2 separate regions of the Homo sapiens genome follow, and region 2 is linked to region 1. A link is a contact called in ENCODE Hi-C or POLR2A ChIA-PET data. All regions are on one chromosome and are shown on one strand. The core of a region is the stretch at or near the end of the contact, and the rest is flanking DNA. Distances in the headings are between cores, read along the strand shown. Region 1 holds the start of LFNG (LFNG O-fucosylpeptide 3-beta-N-acetylglucosaminyltransferase). Region 2 overlaps RNF216 (ring finger protein 216).

Region 1 (5,381 bases), core at 1-2,500:
ACTATGTCCCAAAACCTGTTCCAGGTCTGAATGACACCAGGTCGCTGCTGTCTTGCGGCTGACATTCAGGTAGAGGTAAGGAGAGGGGCTCCAAGGGCACTTAAAGAATTTAAAATGCCATCTCAGGCGTGAACATAACTCCGAGGGGGGCAGTTTAGCCACGGTGGTGGCGGTGGTGGTCGTGGTGGTCGCAGAGACCCTGCTTAGGAGGGCACGGGAAGACAGCGCAGCCACGGGCAGAGCCGCCTCCGTCCACGCTTCCGGAGGACGTGGCGGGCAGGGGGCTCACACCCTGCTCAGGCGACCCTTGGCCACTTCCGGGCCCCTCGCCCCTCACCCTCGGCTGCCGGCGCGCATTCCTGCCGCCCCCGCTCGTGCGAGGGGCGGGCCCGGGCCCGTGGGAAGGGCCGGGGATGGGGGCCGTGTGCCGGGGAGGCGGGGTGGGGAGGGCGCACAGCTGGGCCGCATCTGGCCCGAGCGCAAGGAGACCAAATGGGACAGAAGGCGGCCTTTCATCCGGCGAGGGAAGTGGCGGCCTTCGTTTCTCCTCGCCATGGGGCGCCTGAGGATTTCGGGGAGCCAACCCTCCCGACGGAGGGCCAGGATCGAGGAAATCAGCCAGGGAGGAAGGAGTGGAATTTGGTTCTGGTGCTTTCTCGTTAGAACCTCGTGTCCCCACCTGCGGCACAGGTGGCCAAGCTCTTGCTCTGTACAAATAACGGCTCCCCTGAACCGAGCGCTCGGGAAGACCCAGGCGCCACCCCAGTTTGCAAGGCCTGCCGCGTCCCAAGGGGAGGAAGCCGTGCTCAGGAGGGGAAGCGCACAGCGAGGAAGTAGGATGTCCCCCGCGGTGCGTCGGAGCCCAGAGCCCGGGTCTCAGCACCCTGCCCGCTGCGCCGAGGGCGCGCCCCTCCCGTGCCGGGACGCCCGGTGCATCCCCGGACGGCGCTGGCCAGGCTGGGTTTCCTCTTCAGGGACACCGGCGCGGGCCGGGCCCGTCCCCAAGCCCCTCGGCGGCCCGCAGGGGCTACCCGGGGCGGGGGGGGTGCGGGGCGTGCACGTGCGCGCCGGGGGCGGGGCCGCTGCGCCCTCTGGGCAGTTCCCAGCCCCCAGCCGCGGCCCCACGTGGGTCTGCGGGCGTGGAGCGGCGACCGGCGCGAGGCCCCGCCCCCGAGCCCGGGAGCCAATGAGCGCACGGGGGCGGGACCGGGGCGGGGAGGTTTAAGAGCGCGGGACACTGGTGCTGCGCTGCTGGACTGCGCCGCCGGAGCGACGGGCTTCGGGTCGGTGCAAGGCAGGCGCACGGGGAAGGGCGCGCCGCGCGGCCGCCACCCCACCATGCTCAAGCGCTGCGGCCGGCGCCTGCTGCTGGCGCTGGCGGGCGCGCTGCTCGCCTGCCTGCTGGTGCTCACCGCCGACCCGCCGCCGCCTCCACTGCCCGCCGAGCGCGGCCGGCGCGCGCTGCGCAGCCTGGCGGGCCCCGCGGGGGCTGCCCCGGCGCCCGGGCTGGGGGCGGCGGCGGCGGCGCCCGGGGCGCTGGTCCGCGACGTGCACAGTCTGTCCGAGTACTTCAGCCTGCTCACCCGCGCGCGCAGAGATGCGGGCCCGCCGCCCGGGGCTGCCCCCCGCCCCGCCGACGGCCACCCGCGCCCCCTGGCCGAGCCGCTCGCGCCCCGAGACGTCTTCATCGCTGTCAAGACCACCAAAAAGTTCCACCGCGCGCGCCTCGACCTGCTGCTGGAGACCTGGATCTCGCGCCACAAGGAGATGGTGAGCCCCCCGCGGCCTGGACTGGCGGGCGAGCGGGGCGGGGACCCACCATCTGGTCCAGCTGGTGGCAGTGTCCCATGGGAGTCAGGCTGCATCCCCATCCAGCCACTAGGGCCATCTGTGGGCGACGCCAGTGCACCCCGGTGCACCCAGTTTGCCTGCTGGGGCCACTCTCCCGTTACAGTTGTGTTACTGTCCCCGGGGCCCCGCCTCCTGTCCAGCTCCAGAGTCCTGGATGGCTGCAGGACCCTACACCAGTCTCCAGTGCTTGGGGTTGGTGCCCTGTGATACTTCTCACCCCGTAAACATTGGAGCGCATTCATAGGGCATTATGTCCTCAAACTTCCACAAGCAAATTCTGTTCGGACCCACCCTCAGCTCAGACCCCTTCCTGGGGAGAAAGGCTCTTCCTTTAGAGAAGTGAGGGGTTCTGACCTCTGGGCCCTTTCCTCATCACAGTGTTAAGGTACGGGGAGGGAGGGAAGTCATTGCTGGTTGGTGGGTCCTGGGGAGTACATCTCAAAGAACTCCAGGTTTTGGGGTCTGTGTGGGGACCCTCCCCGCACAGTGCAGTAGTCTCTGAGGCCTGCAACCTTGGGCACAGCCCACTTCAGTTGGGCATCAGCTTCTTACACACACATAATTAAGACACACCCCACTTTGAACATTTCCCTCGAGGCCACAGCAGGACGGTTGGGCTGGGGCGGGATGGGGACAGTGTGTGGGGCTTGCAGTCGGGGACTGGGGGGGTGTCTCTGGGCTGGGAGATGCAGAGGCATTTGCTGTGAGGGTGGGGGCTCAGGGAAGACCCTGCACGCCTTCCTCCCTGCTCAAACCCCGGAGACCCAGGGCCTTCTGACCTGGCGCTGTCCTGTTTTGGGGCACTGTGGGTGGGTGGGAGCAGGGCTTGGTGAGGTCATGAGGGCGACGGGGAGGGGCAGGGTCCTCCCTGGTCCTGGCGTGGGGAAGGGGCCCTGGGAACCCCATGGCAGCCTCCTGGGAACACAGCGTCCCATTCCCAGGGGCTCAGCGGGCTGGCGGGAGGGGGCGGCGGGGGCCGTGGGTTTTGTTTGGCGGCCGGGCCGTTAGGATTCCCAGCGCCGGGCGGCTCTCACGCCGGCCCCTTGGGCAAGGTAACAAAGCCCCTTTCTCCAGCGAGAAAGGCGTCGGGCCCCTTGTGTGCAGCTACGCGCTCCGTGGGAACCGCTGCTGGCGTGCTGGCCACTCAGGTTGCCTGGCGATGAGGGGACCAGCGGGCCCCCCCAGCATCTCTTACTGACAGTCCTTTTGGGGCACCATCCCTGAGCCTGGCCCCCCCACCCCCAGCACTCAAGCCTTACTGCTATGTGATCTTGGGCATCCTTCAGCCCCACTCTGGGCTACCACCAGCTCTGAGCACCTCTCATCTTGGAATTTGGGGCCTTTCTCCAACAGAGGGGATGTGGTCAGAGGGCTGGGCTGTGTGATCCTGAGCAAGACCTGGGGCCTCTCAGACCCTCACTCTGATCTCTGAAATGGGGGAACATGGTCCTTCCAGGAGCACGTTGTAAGAGACTGGCAAAGCCTGCAGGCATGGGGTGAACCCGGCGGGCACTCAGGGTCGAGGTGGGGGCCATCACTCCCTTGAGCCCTGAGGTCCCTACTGGAGGGTCACCCCACCAGGGGACAGGTTGAATCTGCCCTCAGCATCAGTTCACCAGCACACAGCAAGCAAAGACCCCCTTGTGGTGGGTGATGGGCAGGGGTCCTGGAAACCCACAGAAGAGGGCCCCCCTCTCCCAGCCCTGCACGGAATGACTCAGACATGGTCTGATGGGGGAGATAGAAAGATGTCAGGGCTGTGCGGGGGGAAAACCCCGAGAGGCTGTGTGAGGCAACAGTGGGCATCTGACCCACATGCTGGGGGAAGGGAGGGAGGAGGGAAGACTTCCTGGAGGAGGCGCCATTTGAGCTAGACTAAGAGTAAAAAAGTGCCCAGAAAGGGCACTCCATCCGGGCATGGTGATGACCACAGCATGGGGGTTGTGCAGGAAACTTCTAGCAACTGGAGTGGTGGCTGGGGGGAGGGTCGGTTGGTCAGCAGGGGCCGCGCTGAGATGGGCCTGGAGTCCAGGATGAAGAGCCTGGCCTTTGGCCCAGAGGTTCCCCGCCCCTCCCAGGAGCAGCCAGGCTGCCGCGCTGCCACCACAGCGGCCACAATTGCTGGGGAGAACTTGGCATCCTGTGTTTCTTTGAATCGCGGCTCCAGGAACAATGCTGCTTCCTGTGGGTGTCCCCCGGCCCCCGCCCCCGTCCACCCTCATCCACCCGGCTCTTCCTCCTGCAGCCCCGTCTTCGTCTGGAAAGTTAGGTGGCACTGGGGGGTCTGGGTCCCTAGAAGGCAGGGACTGGGCTGGTCTAGCACCGCCTCGGCCCCAGGGTATGACCTCAGGCTGGTGCCTGCACCTCTCTGGGCCTCAGTTTCCCCACTTGGGCCTCAGCTGGTAATGGCACCCACCTCCGAGGGCTGTCAGGGAGAGGAAGGGAGAGAATCTGTCTTTGCACTTTGTTCTCTGCCCAGGGGAGCTCTGTTATGCCCATTTTACTGAAGACGAGACTGAGGCTCTGAGCGGCAGGTGAGGCCTATAGCCCAGCAGCGCCTTTTTCCTCCCCTCCTGGTGGCTCAGGTGTCGGGAGACAGTTCGACCGGCACCCCCGCACCCCATAGCCCCGCCTTCTCAGATGCTGTTCTAGAGGCCTCCCTGCTCCCTGAGCTGAACAAAGGTGACTTTAATCTCCGTAGCCTTGGGCTGGGTTTTTAGGGCACCACCAAATCTCGGGAGAACAGGCCTCCCTTGATCTCATTAAGAAAGCATTTTCCTTTTAACCCAGCGGCGCAGTGGAGCGTCTGCAGGGGCTGGCCCTCCGCCTCCCACGGCATTCCTGGGCTGAGATTCTGGGGAGGCCAAGGGGCTGGGTGCGAGTCTGTGCGTGTGGCTGCCCTGGGGTGTCTATGGGTGCTGCAGGAGGGGTGCATGCATGGAGAGGCGGAGACCCAGCCTGCCACCCCCTTAGCTCTGGGCCTCACCCTAGTGAGCATGTGCCCAGGGCTGGGTCAGGCTGGATAAGGATCTGAGACTACCAAGGTGTTCCAGGGCCTCTGCGGGACCTGTGTGTACAGGGAAGGAAACTGAGGCTGGGTGGGCATCAGGGGGTTGTCCCTTGGTCAGAGCATTGCCCGTACACCCTGGGTTTTGCACTCAGCCATGCCAGGGTGCGCCGGGCGGCACGCGCTGGGCGGGCCGGGCAGAGGAAGGAACATTCCTCCCCGTGTGCCGGCAGGCCCAGGCGGGCGCCGGCGACTCCTGGCCCCGCCCTGGCGGCCCCCTCCTCTTCCGCAGAGCGCTCCTGGCAGGGGGCGGCCGCGTGCTGGCACAGGTGGGCTGTGGCCTTGGGCAAGCCTGGGTTTCCTTGCCTGAGCAGTGGGAGGGGTGCTGGGCTGCATGGGTACTGGGGGCCCCTGACCTGGGGGCTGGGGACACCTGAGGTTTCCTGCCACAACCCTGCTGACCGTTGGCAACTTTGCAGAACTTCAGGGCTGCTTTGGCTCAGAGTGGGTAGCTTGTCCTGCA
Region 2 (5,980 bases), core at 1,935-4,434, 3.2 Mb after region 1:
AAGCCATACTAATTCCCGCGGGGCCCTGACTTCTGGTCCAAGGTTTCTCACTGGCTGTATCCTGTCCGACAGTGCCAGAGCTTGTGCTGCAAGCAGAGCCCGTGCAGAAGGCGAGCGAGGAGAAAGGCAGAGCTGCTCAGTTCCAGCTCCTTCCACACACCACAAAACGCCATCCCTCGCCTCCAGCCCGAGGCAAGGCACTCCTTTTTAGGTGGTAAAATAAGCCTTCCAACACACCAGAAGAAATAGCTTGGAGTTTGAAAATACACAAGCATATTTTAATAATCACATTTCTATTTTTCAAGTTCTCTTAATACAAACAAAACAAAAATTCTTTTGCTCATGTTCAGACATGACTAAGTTAATGACAATGGGTATACAATGTGACACATGCACACTCCTCCCTTAACCCTTGGTGAGCATCCTCAAAAGCGATTCACTGCTACCCATTTCTTATCTATCCTTCCAAATAGATTTTATGTCTGTGTCAGCAAGCATCTCTTCCTCCTCCCATTTAAGACACAATTGTGGGCATATTGCACCCATTGTTCTACGTCTTGCTTTTTTCACTTAATATCTTGGAGACAGCTCCATATTTGCACAACGGGATTCCACGTCATTCTTTTAAACGCTATGGTATATGCTACGGGTTGGCAAACTACAGCTCACTGGCCAATCTGGCCCTCTGCCAATTTTTGTAAATATAATTATACTGGGACACAGCCACATTCATTTGTTTACATATTGTCTGTGGTTACTTTCACGCTATAAAGGCAGAGTTAGGTAGCTGGGATAGATACCATATGGTCCGCAAAGCCTGAAATATTTACTACCTTGCCTTTTACAGAAAAAGTCTGCTGACCCCTGGTATGGATGTTTACAGAAAAAGTCTGCTGAACCTCAGTATGGATGCTGACCCCCCGGTATGGACCTCCACTGTACTGAGGTACCAAAATGTACTGAAATTGTTCCCTGCTGATGGGTATTGCATTGGATTTCCTTAAGAATAAAATTAAACTCCTTTAATGCTAAGAAGCTCCAAGACATTTGAGGAAGGAAAGAGCAGGAACTAGCTAGGAAGAAGCCGGCATGAAGAAGCCAAGCTTAAAGAGGGAACTTCAGAGCAAGCTACAACCTCCCCAAGTGTCAATTCCTCTTTTTAGAGGAAGTAAGAAGGGAACTGTAGGTCTTTTGATAAGAGGAAATTCCCCTTTGCTATATCAAAGCTGCTCCCTGTGCTTGTGTTGTTCTAAAGTTAGGCAAGACTGCCTGAAGCATACTGTGACCAAATTAGGAAGCAAGAAGGCTGATGTCTCTAAAGCTGGTCACCCATGGCCAGGCAGCCCAGGCATGCAAAGACAGAGATGGACGCGGGTAGAGACTCTCTGGCCAACAAGGAGATGCTATTTGCTTAAGAAATCAGCCTTAAAAATGACACAACGAAAATTAATAACTGTTCTATAAGATGGAATTCACTTGCTGTTGTTGACCAAAAAAACAAAGGCTTCCAACATTTCCACAAGCAAAGAACATGAGAGAAGCACAGTGAGACGAATGCTCCCAGGCATCATGGGTTTATTCCAAAGGCAGTAAAGGTCTTGGAAAGTGCCAAGGAAATTATACCACTTAGCTCTTTGATAGATCAAGATAGTCAGTTTTACACTATTGAGAAAAGAAGAATCCAGAAAGGTCTTACTAAAAAGGGCATTTTGTAAACTTTCCATTTTAGGACGGCCTACTCAATTTCTTTATTTGCTGGAACAGTTTTCAAACAAGTCTTTCAGCTTCAAAACAAGGTCTAGGTATGCAGTACTTGAATCATTCACACTGAGCTTGCTTCCGCCACTGCTACTCAATGATATTCTCTTTAAGGAATGACTTCTGAGTTAACTTTTGATTCAGATCCAATGAGCTCAGAATCTATTCTGACCACGAGCACTATCTGGGTAATAACATTTGACCTTGAAATCCCTGCTTTCCTCCAAAACTTCCAGATCAGCAAGATTCTTGGACACAATTTTTATTCCCTTGGCAATGTGCTTAGTTCAGTTCCAACATCTGCTATGAGATCAGACAGTCAGAATTAAGGTAAGTTTAAACGACAAAACAAATCTCAGTTCTTGTTTATAGGAAAACCTTCAAGGGCTCCAAGCCAAAGGATGAGGCCCACTTGTGGCGCAATTTGAGGACCTGCCTGCCCTGGAGCAGAGATGTGTATGGTGGCCATGCCCTTCAGCCTATGGAAAGTACATTCTCTGTAGCTGCGTAGCTTGTGTTGGGCTGGTCTCCTGGTCTGCCAGGGTGCACTGGGCAGAAATTTTACAGCCACTCTCTCAAAGTGTTCTAGGTGTTGTCAAAATAGCTAAGCATTTGTCTACTAACTACTCCTGTTTTGATTTTGAACATTTATTTATAATCATCTAAAGGACCCAAGCATTTTATAGAAAAGACAATATACTTTCCAAAGACCCTGGTTAACTGACATACAAATCCACCAACTAAGAACTGTATTTCTATTAGTTAAGGCTTCTGTGGCTCAACTTTAACTGAGCCAAAAAATACACTAATGGGCCAATGGGGACACAGATGGGTTAGGGAACTACCCCTGAACCCAAAGTTCATATATAGCCAAGAAGTTCAATGACTTCAAGCTACACGAAGTTAGCACTTAACCTATCCACGGTTCTTCATCTGTACAACAAGCATGTCTGGGTTATATGACCTCCTGGGTCCGGCTTATAAATCTAACATCTACAACTGCAAGTCAAGAGTACCAAATACCAATATACAAAACCACCTGCGCAGACCCAGTGCAGCAACTTGTACCAAGGTTTGAACCACACATTCACACGTCCAGCAGCCACAGAGACGAAAACGACACGCCAGCCTGTCCTGACCTCACACTCCCCAGTCTGAGGGCCCGGCAGAAGCGCCACATCGCCTTCCTCTCCTGTTTTTTCTTATGGCTGCTGCTGCCTCGGAGCCCGGACTAAGCAAGGCTGTTAGGCACGGGGTGAGCACGGTTGCGCCTACTGCTGAGAGTGCCTCTCCCTGCCGGTCTCCTGCTCTCTCTCTGCAGAGCAGAAGACACCGCAGCTATAGACAAGTTCTATTGCCCTTTTATGGTAGAAAAATGAATTGCTTGCTAGCAGTGGTGCCGAGAGAGATGACAGAATGGAAAGTTGTCATTTGTTGTGGTTTTGGCAGCCACAGAATAGTGTTCTCCCCTAGTCATCCTCGGATGGATGGTGCACACCAGGCATTCACAGAGGGAAAAGCAAAACCCCTGGTCAAACTGTTCCCTTATGTGTTCTTCCCTTGCTTTGCCTGTAAACGGATGTGTTTATTTATGAACAGTGTCAAGCCCCATTGTGGAAATGTACTTTTTACAAAACAAGGTATCAAAAGGCTGTTTGTGTTGCACTGAAAGACTAAGCAGAGGTGCCACAGAAAACATGTTTCCCGTCAGAACGCATCCAAGGAACAGACTTCATTTCCTCACACAACAAGGATGTAGGACTAGGCTGGGAAGGGAGGGTACCCCACTTGAAGGAGGGGCTGTGGCTCTCAGCACAACCCAGCACGGCCTTGATCCCTGACTCCCAGGAGGCACGGAAGGACAAGAAAGCAGCCACCAGCTCCAGACAAATCCAGCCCAAGGGGAAACACACTGACATCCACAGTCCATGTGGTGACGAAGAGCAGTTGGTACCGCATGGCTTTAAATTGTTTGTATTTCTGTCAGGAGGCCCATGGAAAAAAAGCAGGGCTCTCAGCAGCTGGGAAAACATGTTGCAAAAGGAGAATTAAGCAATTCTCTGTATGCACATCACAGAGAAATTAAGCTGATCTGAGTGAGAGAAATTAAGCTTATTCGACATGCCTTCGGCTGGAAAACAAGCCTTTTTAAATGACTGGGAAAAAACTTGTGAAGGTTACATGGTTTCCTCCTTATGTAAAGCACCTGAGGACTAAAACAAATTCACTGGCCGGTGGGAATGCAGCAAAGCAGCAACTGCCCAATGATCTACTCCAGGGCACCCACACACACCACAGGAAGGAGGAGCAGGCCGGGGCAGCCTCCTAGACACGCGTGCCCAAGATCGTGTCCTATGGTCTCGCTTCGGCCGCTCTTCACCAAAGCCTCTTCCTTGGCTGCTGCCATCCTCGCTTTTGACTACTGCCCCACGTCTCCCCTCTTGCCCCCAACCTGCCCTTAGAACCAGGTTCCTTCAGGCCAAATCCCACCTAGGTCTTCTGGAAAATGGGAAAAGTAATCACAGCAAATACCTGCAACATTGTACGAACGGGCTCTGGGAGGGCTGTAGGAGGACGGCATGTCCCCAGGTTACTAGAAATGACTTGCCATAGTGACTACATTGGCAAGGTGTTCCAATTCCCTTGATATTCTATATCTGATCTCTCCCTCCCTCCCACTCCCTTTCAAGGATCTACAAAATTCACCCTCCCACAAGCAGCATGTGATCCCACTGTGTCCCTCCATTACGCCAGCAACAGCTCCAGGGACGGGGGTAGGGGAAGTCTCCAAAATAAAATCCACCCTCCTTGTTTTGTTCTGCATTGCAAAGCCCTCAACAGGGTCTATTTATCTTCAAAGTCCTGCTTCCTTCTGCTCTGGACACACCTGTCTACTTGCTGACCCTTCACCCAGCTTTGCTCGTGTCATTCTCTGGGCCTGGAGTAAAGTTCTCCCCATCTCCGCCAATAAGACCCCACCACGGCCTGGTCAGGCCCAGACCCATGTCGCTCATGCAGAGCCGCATGTTCCTCACAGCAGTCACCATCACTCTCTCATCCCACTGATGGTCAGTTAGGGCCGTGGTTGCCCTTTCTCTTTCTTACTCCCTTTGGCACAGAAATGCTCAATACATATCTGCTGAACGAACGACCAGACTTCAACCAAAGCAGAAATCAGCCCACATGTCTCCATATAGGCAGATGACAGGCAGCTGGTAATGATCGTGTTTAGAGGAGAAGATGAAGTGTCAGGCAAGGTGAGGGGCCAAACCCTCATTGGCCTCTTCTGTACCATGGCTGGGCTAAGGCTTTTTTATTCTTTTGTTTGTTTAAAGAGATGAGGTCTTGCTATGTTGTCCAGGCTGGCCTCAGCCTCCTGTGCAGCTGGGACTACAAGTGCGCACCACCACTCCCAGCCTGGGGAAAGGTTTTGATGGAGTCCAGAGACAGAAGGTGGGGAAGGGAAGAATCTTTACAAGCAATTTGAGGTGCTTAGGATGCAAGGGTGCTCGCCTGGAGAAGACAGAAGCTAGGAGCACAACAGGTTAGGTCAGAGTAGTAGGTGCTGGCCTTGAGGGTGAAAAGTAGGTTTTTATGGGAGGCAAGAAGGCCTTGAAGCTAAGAGGGCTGTGGGAACACGAGATGTTTTTAGCAGCGAAGTCTAACAGAGCAGGGGAGAGAAGGGCAAAAGGACAAGCTGTAGTCAAAGATAAGAGCGGAAGAAATTGTGATCTATTTCACCCTCTTTGGGCTAGAATCTGGATCAGCTTCTCAGACATAGGCAGCTTTTGAAACTTCAAATGCTTTTCATACAAGCTTCTGACGGGAAATAAAACTGAAAAAAAAGTACTTTTATGAGGCTATGGGGATTTCATCTGAGAAACTCTCTTAGCCTGTTTATTTTTGAAAAGCAAATGCCAATCCTAGTTTTAAAATCCTCGGTTTTCTAGAAATCAGTGTTTGGGCTAGAGGGACACTCAAAAGGTCATGTGGGCTTTCTTCTGGTTGCAGCTGGACTGCATGTAAGCAGTTGTACTGGAGCAAGGAGGGTCTGTTACAGGCTATACAATGCTCTCAACACAGAACCCCAGGCTTCCTGGGAACCCAATTCATCGGTTACAATGAAGTCCAGTGAGCTGTCTTAGATTCTTTTATACACACACACACACACACACACACACACACATACACACACACGCATGCATGCTGGAGTACAGTGGCA

What was found. A loop is a pair of places that touch in the nucleus more often than their neighbours do. ChIA-PET counts read pairs that join two places held with the same protein, here RNA polymerase II (POLR2A). Pooled maps may share reads with other maps.
Region 2: a map with no recorded cell type shows a loop between it and region 1 (5-fold over the local background). The contact joins the enhancer-like site here to the promoter of LFNG in region 1. A Hi-C loop is called at or near these places in 1 of 37 single-sample maps with no recorded cell type and 4 of 50 pooled maps. POLR2A ChIA-PET finds 5 or more read pairs at or near these places in 1 of 52 experiments (naive thymus-derived CD4-positive, alpha-beta T cell).

Annotation. Positions count from the first base shown.
Region 1 is chr7:2,518,524-2,523,904 of GRCh38, forward strand. LFNG (LFNG O-fucosylpeptide 3-beta-N-acetylglucosaminyltransferase) reads left to right here and starts at 1,251. Exons shown (of 8, transcript NM_001040167.2): 1 at 1,251-1,770. The coding sequence starts at 1,339. RefSeq lists silencers at 777-1,306, 1,317-1,426 and enhancers at 3,358-3,487, 3,528-3,587, 4,454-4,966.
Region 2 is chr7:5,692,472-5,698,451 of GRCh38, forward strand. All of the region lies in intron 13 of RNF216 (ring finger protein 216), which reads right to left. Among named protein-coding and RNA genes, the nearest start is that of RNF216-IT1, 15 kb to the left of the region's middle. RefSeq lists enhancers at 2,745-2,984, 3,614-4,114, 4,115-4,615. Within about 2 kb of position 3,185, at least 31 of the 41 ENCODE cell types and tissues checked have a DNase peak (open chromatin) inside an H3K27ac peak, as active enhancers do.